Linked DNA regions of Mus musculus: region 2 is linked to region 1. Evidence: chromatin contacts called from ENCODE Hi-C or POLR2A ChIA-PET data. All regions are on one chromosome and are shown on one strand. The core of a region is the stretch at or near the end of the contact, and the rest is flanking DNA. Distances in the headings are between cores, read along the strand shown.

Region 1 (7,337 bases), core at 1,859-4,358:
CAAGACTGAAATAAGAGTGTTCATGTCAGGCATGCATGTTCTAGACCTAGCTGTTGTCTGCCCCTTTGTCTTCTTTGTCCTTGCCCTCTCCCCTGATGACCAGATGTCCTCTCTCCATGTCCTCCATTCCTCAAATGTCCCCCACTTGAGGCTCTCAGAAGTCAACCCAGATCAGACCAAACTGGACTGGGCTAGGTGGATCTGGCCGAATGGTCTGTGGACTAGATCCGAGTGACTTCAGCTAAGTGGCCGGTACTAACTATGCTAGGACTGCAACGTTTTCCTTCCATGGGTGGAGGCGGCTCTTACTGCCTGGTAAAAACAGAACTGTTGGGATAACTTGAGAAAGGAAAACAGCCACGGCAGGCAGCAGGCCAGGATCCGAGCTGTGTGGAAAGAATGCCATTTTATGGGAAACATTTTGTTTTACCCTTAAAGAAATCATCTCAGGCACTAAATGATGGGCATAGTCTGATGGAGCTTGAAATATTAGCTGAGAGTTTGAGCCAGAAAAGCAGTGCAGTGAAGTCTGAGCTGTGAAGAAGCAAATGGAACAAGCTGAGTGACTTTGCCACCTCACCCTGTGAGTGACTGGAGTGCTTTCCTAACTGCCCTGGCCTCATGTCCTGTCTCTCTCTGGCCATTCCTGTTATCAGGAAGCCATCTTTAAGGACTTTATGTACCCATCTGAAGGACCATCATTCTTCATTCTCCCTTTTACATCTCCACAGGATGTCCCTTGACATCCCTTTCCATGTTGTCCTAGCTTCCTATCTCTGCCACGGCTGTAACCAGATTACCTCAAGCCCGTGTCCTCTCTCCTGCTCCTGAATTGTTTCCCACCCACTCTGATGTTCTTCCTTTCTCTGTTATTTCAAATGCTTGTTATTTAGTCTGAGTAAATTTGGCTACAAAAAAACGAGAATGTGCATAGCACACAGACTACAGTCCTGGGCTAGCTCTGTGGGGCTGGCTAGAGCTGTGATTCCAACAGTGAAAAGAGTGTGTGTGTATGTGTGTGTGTGTATGTGTGTATGTGTGTATGTGTGTGCGCGCGCGCACGCGTGTTAACTGTAATAGCTTTTGCTACATGATCTATTATTGACTTTGGAAGAACACATTAACTTTTAAACATAAATTGTGTATCACTATTATACAGTAAGAATTAATATTTTAAGGTATGTACATGAAAATAGAGTTTAGATAACTTCATTATTCTAAGAACTAAAATATATAACACAATAGCACCTTATGCAATGGTATATTTTAAAGACAATGCACTTGGAGTTTAAAGAAAACTCTCTATTGTAAGATTCAAAAGACTCCGACTTCTTGATTACTGCACATTTAATAACTTAGAGAAAACCCCCTTTGCCATTTCCATTTTAGCCTTTGTGTGCATGCTGAGATCAGAAGTATTCATAGGCTGGCTTTCCAGCCACTGGGGTGACTCACAAGCCATCCTCTGTGTCTGGTGTATCTGAAGCAAAGGTCCAGAGGGTGGTGAACCAGCCTTTGTGAGTCATAGTGTCACCGAGAGCCGACACTGTTGACTTCTGTCACAATTTGGAGCTTACAATTTTCTTAAACTCATAGTGATGTGTCCAGGTTAAATATAAAGACTGAACAGGGGAGTGAGGCACATGGCCCGAGCTGTTCATGGCCCATAGCGGCAAGTAGTCAGCTCTGTCTCTTCTCCTTCTGATAAAATGCTAAAGTTTGGAGCAATTTAATCTGTTTTTACAACACCTTTCTTATTACACACTTGACTTGGAGCCACAAAAGCAGTGGTGATCTCTGTTGGGGTGAGAATGCACCGTGACTTTTAAGTCTGTGAATTCAGGGAGGTCTACATTCTGTTTACGCCTTTGAGACGCAGTGTGCACTTGCTACACTTCTGCCGTGTGTGTGTGTGTGTGTGTGTGTGTGTGTGTGTGTGTGTGTGTGTGTGAGAGAGAGAGAGAGAGAGAGAGAGAGAGAGAGAGAGAGAAAGGGAGAGAGAGAAAGCGAGCGAGCGCGAGCGCACCCAGAATGTTAAAGGTAGGTGATTTAGGCTTGAAATAGTTTGTCACAGTGTTTGTCTTTTGTGACATAAGTCTTTTATATTCTGTTGTAATTCTGGAAACCAGTATTTAAGATTTTTGTTTTGTTTTAAAGTTACTTAACTCTTTACTGGACTCACAGCAGCCAGTGGCGGCTGATAGACTTCAATCACTTGTAGCCCTGGATGCACAAGCCAGTAGTAAAAGCAACCCTTGAGAGCTGGGAGCATGCAGCCAAGTGCCCACAGTTACTGGTAGCCACTCCCTGCACCCAGCAACCTGGTGGGTATGGGTGGCTGCCCTTATACCTGAGGCAAGGCTCCCCTGGAGTTTCCTAGGCATGGTGCCCTTGCCTCTTTTAAGAGTACTGTTGCTTTGTGAGAATCCATAACTAGTCCACACTTGCCGAGCTATGGTCTCATACAATAGCTTCATTGATTCTTGATTTCCATAGAAAAGCTTTATGGGTTCTAATGAATTACCAGCCGCCCTTCACCTCCTCAGAGAGTGTCTTTGTGTCCTGGGCCTTGCCTTTGGAAAAGGACTTATGTGAGTGATGGGTGCAGAGTAATTAATGAAAGTTGTTATGAAGCAACCAAGCCGGGGAGGGTTGTGTGTGTGTGTGTCTGTGTGTCTGTATGCAGTTTACTGTATTGCTTAGATGCTTAAGTAATCCTGTGTACCTGGGCCTTGTTTCTATACCTCTTCCTACCCTTGTATTTATAATAAATCTTTAACAAATACAATATTGAACATTCTATATCCAAATCTCATGTCAGATCAAATCATGCAAGATCTTGACATTTTTGCTCTCTTTAAGCTGGACCAAGAGAAAATTGCTATATTTTGTAGCCTCAGGAAGACAGTCTGGTTTGTGTAATGTTATACCATTAAATTTTCATCTGTTCCCTAGACTGATTCTTTTTAAGAGTCTACAACTTAAAACCAGAAGAGATTCTGACATCTCTGTGTGTTCTGAAATCCCTGCCAGCTTTAAACTGGTCTAACAGGAAAAATTAAGACCATGACCGGCTGCCCTCAGCACTTACTCCTAACAACAGTCACCCGCTCGTCCCCACGCACCTCCTCACAGCCTCTCTGAGTGGAACCATTAATGCACCCATAGCTGACACTTGCCGAGTGTCAAGCCCAGTTCTGAGTGATTTATGTGCAGCAGCTGACGTGAATGTCCCACTGAAGCCCGCCACAACCCACACAAAGACAGTGCAGACTGCATCGGACACTCTGTGTACGTTGGTGCAATATTAGCTAGTCAAGTAACTGCTACAAAAATAATGCTTTGGGCAGTATCCTAAAATTCTTAGTCCTCAACCACCAGCACAAAGCGCACATTTCTAAATTGAGACAATCTCAACCAGCATGTATTTTGAAAACACTTGAAAGTATGCTGATAATTACACTTGTGTTGATTTCAGTGTGTTTGATGCCAGCCACCACCAATTCTTTCCTGCATCGAAAGATGAAAGCTATTTTCATATAAAACATAAGAGTGGAAAAGGGAGGTGGGAGAAGAACATTCTTGTGGCTTTTTAGTTACTTTTATAGGCAGCGTTAATTTCATTCCTGTGACAGAATGCTTTCCTTGGCACTCACTCTCATCTTAGGCATTTTAATGAGCTGCTGTTTTGTGCCTGTGCTCATATGGCACTAATAAGATGTGTTATTTTTAGTAGCACCTACTGGTGTCACCTTGGGTTAGGACCTGTCATTGTTTCCATTAATTATGTGTTACAGCAGGCGGACACTTGAGTGTATTCAGCCTAGACGTCAGCCAATGTGTATCTGATATATATTCAACCTTGAGAGCCCCGCACTTGGAGAAGACCACATGTGGCCTCACAAGTATTTGTGGCATTGATTAGATGATGAAGCTCACAGTGGTATTTACGTTTGCAATCCTCCATGATGCTGCAATTAACCAAAAAAAAAAAAAAAAGCCAAAACAAAACCTTTTATCATTTTGTTTAAGCTTGCTATTTATTTTGTTCTTTACTGGTTTTCCATGAAGATTCCCTGGCTTTCCTGGAGACAGTCTCTTTAGTGTCTTCTAGAAGGAGGGCTTAGAGGTGGGAGAACCTGAGGCTGAGCCTGATGCTGGCCCCTGGGTTTGCTTTCCTCTGAGAACCCCTTTACCCCACAGGCCGCAGGCAGGCAGGTTTGTGAAAGTCCTACCTCAGTTTCACTTTCATATGAACTAGTGAGTTGGTCCTGTCTTTTGGGGGGGATTTGGGGAAACGTCTGATTTGGCTCTCCAGGGTATTTTTTATAAACACCCTCCTTTCTTTCGTATCGATTGTGTGATATGAGCAGGAAGGAAATTAGACACCGTTTCTGTTCCTTCACCCTTTATCATGTGACTTGAAATGTCCTTTTACTTCCAAGTAAATACGTCTGAACAGGGAACAAGCCGACTGTTTTTCCTGTAATTCACGTGCGGGCATTGTCAGCAGGAGCAGTGGTGTATACTGTCCTTCTAGGGAGTACATATGACCTCAGGACACTGGCACACTCCAGCCCTTCAAGGTCGCTCTCAGGTGTTAGCTCTTCCTTTCCATATTTGGAAGCTCGTTCTGTTGTCTGCTTCTCGGAAGGGTTATGGTGACAGTACTGAATCATGGCTGTGTGGTTGTAAGTTTGTCCTTAAATTTTACTTGTAGTTATTTATTTGGTCTCATTTCTTTTCTTCAGAGTGACCTGGTGTTTGGTTGGTTTTTGTTTTCCTTTCTGGGTGTCTGGATTTCTTTTTCTTTAAATTCCAAAAATTTTACTGTAAGAGTAGATTATTGTGGGTCACTTTCCACAGTTGCCTTGTGGCCTTGAGTTTAAGTTCTCTGGTTTGTAAGTTAAGAGCACACGTTTTTTGGCTTTTCTGTGAATAGACTTAAAACCGAATGACTTGATTTATGACGTGTTTTGAATCTGTTATTCTGATGTCCTTTCTAGACTCTGTGCTTAAGATGTTTGAAATGTAGAAACTGTTAAAGGCAGACCCGAACTGACAGAGATGTGGGCGGTTCCGGCTCTGTATGTGGGTGGGGGTGGGGGTGGGGGGAGGAGGGCTCTGGGCGCCACTCAGGGAAGGCAACTTAGGAGCAAGGTGCTTTCTGAAGCCTCTCGGCTGGAAAATTCCATCTCTGTTCTGTTTTACTCTCACCAAACCCTGGGTTTATATGTTCTCAGCTATATGCTCACAGAATAATACACAGAAAAACAATTACCTATTCGATGATGAGTAACATAGAAAACTCAAGTCAGCTAGTTTCCCCAGACACTGTCTTGAATTTGTTATACAACAAGCTCTCTGTCAAAAACTGCTGGGAAATGCCAAGGAAACATGAGCTGTAGTTTCTGGCTATGTGAAGGTATAACACAAGACACACCAACAATCAGTTGTAAAGCAATATGCAAGAAATAACCCGAACCGCACAGCAGAAGCAAAGGCTTCCGTTGTGTGATGCGTTCATCCGAGAACATCCTGCGCTCCTGTCGCATGCCTGGACCTTCTTTTGATGACACAACGCTTCGCACATCCGGGCTGGAAGTTATGGTGGGAAATGGAGTAACTGAGTTAACTGAATCCATTTTAATACTTTTGTCTGGTTTGTAGGCAGGGACAGGAATGGCTTTGATTGATTTGCATGTGAGCTGTGGTGGTGGTCTTCTTCCTTGAGAACATCGTTCTTATAGTATATCCCCTCAGGCTTTGCAAGTGAGACTGAAGCCTATGACCTACGTTCTGCCAACACTTAATAGGATGATCAAGAGATCCCAGGCCAGTGTGACCTCATCTCTGAATCATTATTCACCAAATTGTGTCTATTTAGACAACTTCATTACTAACTTCATTTCATATCCATGACATACAAAACCCTGAGCAAGGAGTAGAGATTATAAGAATTGGAGAAAAGCAGATTGGAAAACAAAGTTAACGAGGTCCCTATCTCAGGTGCAGGATGAGCGCAGTAGGTCAGCAGTAGCTGTGGGTCTCCTCCAGACTGACGGCAGGACACTGATGCGTTTAGTTCATTCAACTCCGGCTATTTTGTAGAACTGAGGAGACCGTGATTTCTGCGGTTGACGTTCAGATGGTCATCCTGGACAGATAAAGTGTGAAATTAGCATCTGTCTTCTGCTCACAACTCGGCCAGTGTAGGCCACACTGGGTGTGGGTGGTTCCCTGTCTCCTCCATCCAGCACACCCGCCTCTTCTTTTCACTGGTTGGGTTTCTGTTTTCTTCCCTTTAAACATTTGGCTTCAAGAAAAAGTAAGAAGTAAAGTGTTTCAGTATTGGGAATGGTGATTCATAGTTCGAGAGTTTTCCTAACTTTCATTCTCTTGTGAGTTTTTTGGATATTGTGTCCTGGCACTGGGAGAGCATCCGATGTTCCCAGCACCATAGTTAAAATGGGATCTCTTTTATTTTTTAATGTTTTGTTTGTTTGTTTTTAAGTGAGTGGCTCTTTGACGATACAAAGTGAATAGGCATGATGGGTCCTGTGCGTCTCAGTATCTCATGTATCCACAAATTGAAAGTGTTGACTTCTTAGCCTTTGCACTCTAAATAGACATATGGAAAAATACTGATTTTTAATGTATATAAAAGGAGGGAAGAAAACTGGATTAGCTTGTACCAAGAACCATGTAGACTCGGGGGAAAATGATCGAGGTAGGTGTGTGTGTGTGTGTGTGTGTGTGTGTGTGTGTGTGTGTGTGTGTGTGTGTGTGTGTTTGCTTTTGGTTTTCTTCTGTTTCTGCTCACAAGATAGTAGGACTCAAGGCTTGCTGTGAATTTTCAGTTGCAGTTCCTACTGTTACTGTGTTGTCTAGGAAAAGGCTGTACAGGGGAGGGGACCTTAATCTGGTGCCACACGAAGGGATCTGGAAATAGACATGCAGTGTGGTCTCCAGTTGCGGCCCTAACTATCTTTTCATGTTCAGTGTCGAAGGTCCAGCTCACATCTCTTCCGGATGTGGAGAGGAAGGACGCTGGCTGCCCCAGAGCCCACAAAGCACAGCCTTGAGTCTCTGAATGACTATTGAGCTGGGTAGATCTTACATGCCTAAAAATTCACACATGTGCACTATTTTGCATTGTAAGAAACTTACATAACTGTCTGACCATCATGGCCAACTTTGAGGGAGAGAGGAGCCCTGGTCTCAAGCGTGCCAGGCCAATGCTTGCGGTGAGTCCTGCAGCTGCAGACCCACAGCCCAATTTCAGATGTCTCTGTCATCTAGAGTTCTTGTGTCAGATTCTGATCCATTCCCGTTCC
Region 2 (7,337 bases), core at 3,016-5,515, 94 kb before region 1:
AAAGGATGAGGTGACAAACTTAAACTAGTGCCAGAGGAGGGCCCTCAAAGAGACCTGAATCTCCACTTTCAATGAGGAGAGGAATGTATCTCTCTTTTCTCTATTTCCTCTTTAACTTTATATTTAATTGCTATATTAAAAGTATGTGTGTCCATGAAACTCAGGAAGAAGGAAGACCAAAATGTGGATATTTTGTTCCTTCTTAGAATGGGGAACAAAATACCTATGGAAGGAGTTACGGAGACAAAGTTTGGAGCTAAGATGAAAGGATGGACCATCCAGAGACTGCCCCACCCGGGGATCCATCCCATAAACATCCAGCAAACCCAGACACTATTGCATATGCCAGCAAGATTTTGCTGACAGGACCCTGATATAGCTGTCTCTTATGAGGCTATGCCAGTGCCTGGCAAATACAGAAGTAGATGCTCACAATCATCTATTGGATGGAACACAGGGCCCCTAAAGAAGGAGCTAGAGAAAGTACCCAAGGAGCTAAAGAGGTCGGCAACCCTATAGGAGGAACAACAATATGAACTAACTAGTACCCCCCCCCCCCCCGCCCCAGAAGTGTGTCTCTAGTTGCATATGTAGCAGAGGATGGCCTAGTTGACCATCAATGGGAGGAGAGGCCCTTGGTCTTTTGAAGATCATATGCAGGGAAATGCCAGGGCCAGGAAGTGGGAGTGGGTGGGTTGGGGAGCAGGGTGTGTATGTGTGTAGGGGGAGGGTATAGGGGACTTTCAGGATAGCATTTGAAATGTAAATGAAGAAAATATCCAATAAAAAAAGTCTGTGTATCAAGCATGGGATATGAGGTATCTATACATATGCACTGTGCAATGTTTAAATCAGGTGGGACGTTCTGATAAAAGCACCATCTTCCAGCAATGACCATCATCACCACCACCACCACAACCATCATCATCATCTCCATCATTACCACCACCAGCAACAACACTGCTACCAACTCCCAACTGTCAAGGGATTTCAGAGCATCTTCTCTGTCTTTTTGTGAGTTTCATTTCTGCCAAATTACAGAGCTGACCATCACACCTCCTCCCCAGTAGCTTCCTGCTTCCTGGCAGTGTGACTCTGGCAAAGGGAAACTTGAACTTCCTTTTACCTCAGCATCTTGTGTCCAGAATTCTCTGTCAGACATCAGTGCTTCTTTTGTATTCAGGCGTGTTGCTGTACAGGCTGGCCTTTCTGATTCAAATATGCCTTTGCCAGCCCCTACAGGGCAACTGGGTGCATTTCACACCAGAACTCCCAAAGTCTCAGAGTCTATTGTGTCTTAAGTTTGCATCTACAACTCTCTGGCCATATGTCTGCTATTTGGGGGGAACCCCCTAGCCTATTTTTCTAGATGGAGATCTTAGGGAGGCTTGACTTGTAGATCCAGCGAATCCATTTCAAAGGAAACCATAATCAAGCTGTTCTTATTAAAGGTGGGTCCAGACTGTCCAGACTTGTCTCCTCATGAGGCAGTTTCCAGGCTTCCATGTAATATAACCATAGATAACAGACTCTCGTATGCAGTGTGTTTCATAGTTCAGTTCTTGGCCCACTATTGTATTGCTGTCTCGGGACAAAGCAAAGCATGCATAATTGTGTTAAATAAAGACATGTCCTGTGTCATGGTGGAAGTTCACTTGATTAGCTCTATAGGAACAAACATATTCACTCTTGTTGAGAGGTGAGGAAGTAGAGAGAATTATGTTTTGTCATCTGTGTGCTTCAGTGGATGCTAATTGAAATGTACTTTTCAGGAAAGTTCTCTAGGTCCAGCAGGAAACATACAGCTTTCTGCACCAGTGTAATTAAAGACAGGTCAAGACACACATTGCAAAACAGTCAATATTTGCTTTTATGGTACATTTGGTTGTGTCTCTGAAATACTAGAAACAGAGTGGCCTGTATGCCAATAACAAAAAAAAAAAAAAAAAAAAAAAGGAAAGAAAGAAAGAAGGAAGGAAGGAAGGAAGGAAGGAAGGAAAGAAGGAAAGAAAGAAAGAAAGAAAGAAAGAAAGAAAGAAAGAAAGGAAAGAAGAAAGGAAGGAAGGGAGAGAAGAAAAGAAAAGAAAAGAAAAGAAAAGAAAAGAAAAGAAAGAGAAATATATATCTGCTTTCATCTTTGAGAATCCAGAAACCACTAGCAGCTCATGTTCTTTAAGAAGTTGGGAAACTCAATCAAATACTGATTTTTCCTGCCTTAATTCTTTAGCATTTAAACACAAAATACCCAAATGCAGTTTCATTGAACTTTCAGAAGAGCAAAGACACCCTTGTCTGCTTCTTAAGGAAAGACAGTCTCAGCAAGGTGTATCCAGCCCCCCATAGTGGAGTCTTAACTCTGCATGGGTGGTTGCTTGAGAGGTAAAGTCTAGGCCATAGTCTCTGTGTGTATATGTAGTACTGTTTGGTGGGACAGACATAAAGTGCCTGCCACTCACCAATCCCTTCAGCACCTGAGAAGCTGCTGGTTTGCTGTTGGACACGGCCTTCCAAAGCCAGGTGAGGTGGTCTTGGCACTGGTGTTGGCAGCTACTTATTCTCAGCAACACTGAGCCCAACAACGAAATGACAACACTGTCTCATCCCCAAAGACTCATTTCTTTCCCAGACTCACTAGGAAGCCTCTCTCCTGTCACCAGTGCATCTGCTTTAGAGCCTGACCCTGTCTCCCACAAGCACTGACCACAATCCCTAGTGGGACCTAGGTGTGGGCCATTTAGACAACTTAAGTGTCAAACCTGGGACTATGAGCTTGGAGAGCCGATAACCTTGGCCTAATGTTTTTGTTTTTGTTTTTGTTGTTGTTGTTGTTGTTTGTTTGTTTAGATAGGTTTAATTTGAATTTGTTGTTGTTGTTGTCTTTTTTGACAGTTTCAGTATAGCCCAGTATAACCTTGAACCTTGAGATGATCCTTCTGCTACCGCATCTTAAGTGCTGGTATTCAAGGTGTGTAGCACTATGTTAGTCAGGATTCTGTAGAGAACAAAACCAGTCAAGTTGTGTGCTACTTAGTTTTGCCAACTTCACACAAGCTTAGATCCACCTGGGAGAAGGGACTCTCATCTGAAGAACTGCCTTCATCAGAGTGGCCTGCAGGCTGGTTTGTGGGGCATTTTCTCGACCACTAATTGTAGAGGAGGACTCAACCTGGGCTGCTTGAAAGATCAGTCAAGCAAGCCTGTAAGCAACATTTTTTCTATAGTCTCTGCTTCAGTTCCCACGTTCAGGTTCCTGCCTCCTGACATAGAAGTATGAGATAAATGAAATAAAACCCCTTCTTAGCAAGTCAGTTTTGACCAGTGTGTTATCACAGCAAGGAGAAGCTAACTGGGATAAACTGACTGCTACCACCCCAGCCACCATGCCTGACTGGCTTACTCTGTTTAACATACAGTGTGTTCTTCCCTCCAATGTCTGCTTCCCAGTTTGCCTCTGCTACTTCTAAAGTCTCCTGCTGCTTCTTGCAGCTTAGGAGACTTGCCCCTGCTCTCGGTTCTTGTTGCCTGCCTACCATCTCCTCCCCTTTCTCCTCCTCCATATCCTTGGTTTTCGGTTTTGTTTTTCTGTTTAATTTTGTGTTATCTACTTCCTCCCTCCTTCATTTCCTTATCCCTGGTCCTCCATTTACCCTCATTTTGCTATCTTGACTTCTTTAGCACATTTAGTTTATGATTGTTCCACTCTGCCCCACCCCCACAAATATCCATCTGTAGTTAAAATAGGTGTGTGGCCCTTCCAGGGCCTTTGGAGCCATGTACCAGAAGCTGGCCTCACCTGTTTCTCTAAGGAGAACACAGGGCATAGTTGTAGAGTAGTATCTCTCCCTCTCTTCTTCCCTTCTTCCCGGGAAGACACTAAAGCATTGCTGATCCAAAGGCCTGTTTTATCGGGCCAGTTCTGGCTGTGATGTAGTCACAGGGGACAAAGATCCTAAGGCACGGATGGTGTTTTTATTTCCATGACTCTGCTGATAAAACACTGAGAAACCTGAGGTCATCATACCAGGGGCTTGAGCTGCACAGAAAAGCCAGGAGCCTAGCAGCTACAGCTAAGCCCAGGGAGTCTGGCAGAGTAGACCAGAATGAGCTTCAGTCAGTACTGGGTTGGGCTGCATCGCCTGCTCACTGAGAGCTAGTGACCTTGCTTGCCAACCTGGAGAGCAGAACTCTGTGCACTTTACCTTCAACATCTGTAAATTGAGGCAATAACCACCTTTTCTACGGTTAGGGTAGAGCGAGTGTAGGAGGAGCTCAGTGTGAGGTGTGTCCTTAGTGTGCCAGCAGGGTGTGTCCTTAGGAAAGGGGAGCAGGAAGCCATGCTGGGCTGAGGAAACTGCTGCTCAAGTAGCGCTTGGTTTGATCACCACATGAAAACGCAGCAGGAGAGCCATGTGAGTAACCCCAGTGCTCAGGGGGCAGAGGCAGGAGGATCCCTGGAGCCTAGAGAACCAGTTAGTGAGTCTCAGGTAATGAAAGAGACTGTCTCCAAGTATGAGGTGGACAGCTCCTAAGGAACACCCAGCGTTTCTCTCTGACTTCCACACATGCACACTGTATTGATAAACGGTAAAGCTTGGAGCTCGGGGGCAGTCCTCAGTTCCTCTGCCATTGTCATAGTGGCCATTTGAGCCAATATGCATCCAGATAAATGAATAATTAAATGTACTGGGCTGGTGAGTTACAGCAGGTAAAGTCACTTGCTGGAAGGAGAGGACCTGACTCTGTAAGCTGATACATTGTCTTCTGACCTTCACACTTGTACCATCACACACACACACACACACACACACACACACACACAGAGAGGAGGGTGGGGCAGCAACTAGCAATAACAATAGCCTTTTCTGCTAAACCTATGTTTCCTGAAACACTCGTTGGATGTAACAATTTTCTCTCAAGCTGTTGAGAACTATGTTAAGGGTAGTTTCACAGGCTAGAAGGAGACCCTGGACACATGACACATATGTAGGAGGTGTGCAGTTCAGTCTCCATGTGATCCCCCCAACAACTGGAGCAGGGGCTCTCCCTAAAGCTGTAGCCTTACTGTGGTATCCCTTCCCCAACAGGGCTGCCTTGTCTGGCCTCAATGAGACAAAATCTGCCTAATCTAGCAGAGACTTGATGTTGGGAGGGGGAGCTCAGGGGACCCCACTCTCTCAGAGAAGAAGGGGATGGGATATGGGGGAAGGATTCTGAGAGAGGGGTTTGGAGGGGGCAGCATTTGGGATGTATATCAATCAATAAATAAATATTAAAAAAAGAAAAGGAAAAAAAAAACCTGATCATCTCCCCCACACACTTTTAAGACTCATCTGCTACAGTGCATCACAGATGAGGAAGATGGAAAGTGGCCGTTCCCTGTTGAGTAGTCACAGAGGTAGAGGGGGTAAGAATGGCCAGCATTTCTAGGCCATCCTTTGTGGCCTTTGAGGTGACAGATACATTCCTTACATTAGACCACAGTCAACAAAGAGGGACTGAAGGGTCTGACTCCAGGGACAGGAACTGATGGTAAGTGCACTTATGGGCATTGCTGGGCAGGCAACTTATGGAGGAAGAAGGAAGCAGGTGCGAATTGGGGGGGGGGGGGACGGGACACAGGACTTCCTCTTGAGATTACTCCAACCCAGCCCCCTATGCCCATTTACTGCAGTTGTCCAAACCATGTCAGCTATTAAACCACACCAGAGAAGGTTGCTTTTATGTGATTGACTCTAAGGTCTTTGGAATCATCCAGGTGGATACTAGCGAAAGGAGGGCTCCTTTCTCCTTCCAAGTTCTCTCTTTCTCTAAGCATATTGATGGTGGACGCCATTTGTTGTTGAAATTTAGAAAAATATTAAGTTCACAAGAAATTCAAGCTTGGTAAATATGTCTCCATGACACCTCTGCAAAAGTGTACTTGACCACTCCTCATCCCATCTCCCTCACCTCCAATCCTCACAACTCCCTCCCCACCTTCCACCCAAGACCCAGGATCTGCTGCTCCTGGAAACTCCCAATCTCTCTTTCTGTCCACTCAGCCTGTGGTGACCTGGTGCTGAGGCTTTTGGGCTCAGCTGCTAAATCAATCTCTCTCTCTCTCTCTCTCTCTCTCTCTCTCTCTCTCTCTCTCTCTCTCTCTCTCTCTCCCTCTCTCTCCCTCTCTCTTTCCCTCCCTCTCCCCCTCTCCCCCCCTCTCCCCCTCTCCCCCTCTCTCCCCCTCTCCCCCTCTCCAGCAGGATGGGGCCATGCTGGTCAGGCCTCCCTGGAAAAAAAGCAGAAATAAATCAAACACTAGCTCCTACTTAAGATCTGATGAAATTCTCCATTTCCTTTCCAAATTGAATTCCTCCCTCAGGAAGGGAGCAGCTTCTGGGAGTCACAAAGGCCTCCTTCCTTCTCTGCTGGAGGCATGTTTTAAATTAATGGACACAACACTCTAATCTGGCTGGGTGGGTCGCATTAAGGAGCAGTAGAGGGACAGTTTTCAGGCTGGGCGTGATACAAGCTTCAGGCATCTAGTACACTTGTCCTCTGCAGAGGAGTGGCCAGCCTCCACCATGCTGGGAAAGTGAGGAGCATAGATCTGCTGAGGCTCTCAGCAGCCCAGGCCTGCCTATTTCACACACACACACACACACACACACACACACACACACACACACACACACACACCTATAGCACAGAGCATGTGGCAGAGAATTCAAGAGAGGGGCTGTTACTTTGAGATTTAAAATGGCAATCCTGCATAACTCTCATCTGGAAAAACAATACATTCAATGACTTATGGTTTAAGAAAGCAAAACAATAACAACAAAATCTTTGCTCTTAGTGTGAAGATGTTAGCAATGTGATTATCTTCCTTGAGGTAGGTGATCCCTCTTCCAGGGCATAAGAATTCCAGGGGTTTTGACAGAAGGGAAGCCTGAGCCGATTGCTTGGGTCTGAGAATACAGGATTGGACTGTGCACCTGTGAGTGGGCCTTGCATACCAAACCAAGGTCATGGTAGCCTAGACATTCTAAAAGCTCTCTGTTGTGGGGTGCTGTCTATGCTAAGGGACCTACTAGCAAAGGGACATTGACTGTTGATCCTCAAAGTGGACTGAGGTGTGTTGTTTTCTTTACTAGCTACTGAGGAAAACGATGCTTTAAAACGTCTATGTACCTTGAGTAAGTGATTCTGACATTCAGAGTCAGAAAGAGGGAAGGAAAGTTGTCGTTATCCCTTATGTCCCAAGTTTGCTTAACACCCTTGAGGGTAGTCACTGAAAGCTTGAAAGCAGGGTCGGTCCCACATGGACATTGGCTACCGGGAGAGCTCTGAGTGATAACAGA

Evidence for each region. A loop is a pair of places that touch in the nucleus more often than their neighbours do. ChIA-PET counts read pairs that join two places held with the same protein, here RNA polymerase II (POLR2A).
Region 2: a map of Patski shows a loop between it and region 1 (2.4-fold over the local background). The contact joins two enhancer-like sites. A Hi-C loop is called at or near these places in 1 of 37 maps with a recorded cell type or tissue (Patski). POLR2A ChIA-PET finds 5 or more read pairs at or near these places in 1 of 5 experiments (Patski).

What each region holds. Positions count from the first base shown.
Region 1 is chr13:63,242,268-63,249,604 of GRCm38, forward strand. All of the region lies in intron 13 of Aopep (aminopeptidase O), which reads left to right. Among named protein-coding and RNA genes, the nearest start is that of Gm16907, 51 kb to the right of the region's middle. Within about 2 kb of position 3,109, at least 2 of the 3 ENCODE cell types and tissues checked have a DNase peak (open chromatin) inside an H3K27ac peak, as active enhancers do.
Region 2 is chr13:63,147,191-63,154,527 of GRCm38, forward strand. The region is part of intron 5 of Aopep (aminopeptidase O); the gene reads left to right. Among named protein-coding and RNA genes, the nearest start is that of Gm30409, 19 kb to the left of the region's middle. Within about 2 kb of position 4,266, at least 1 of the 3 ENCODE cell types and tissues checked has a DNase peak (open chromatin) inside an H3K27ac peak, as active enhancers do.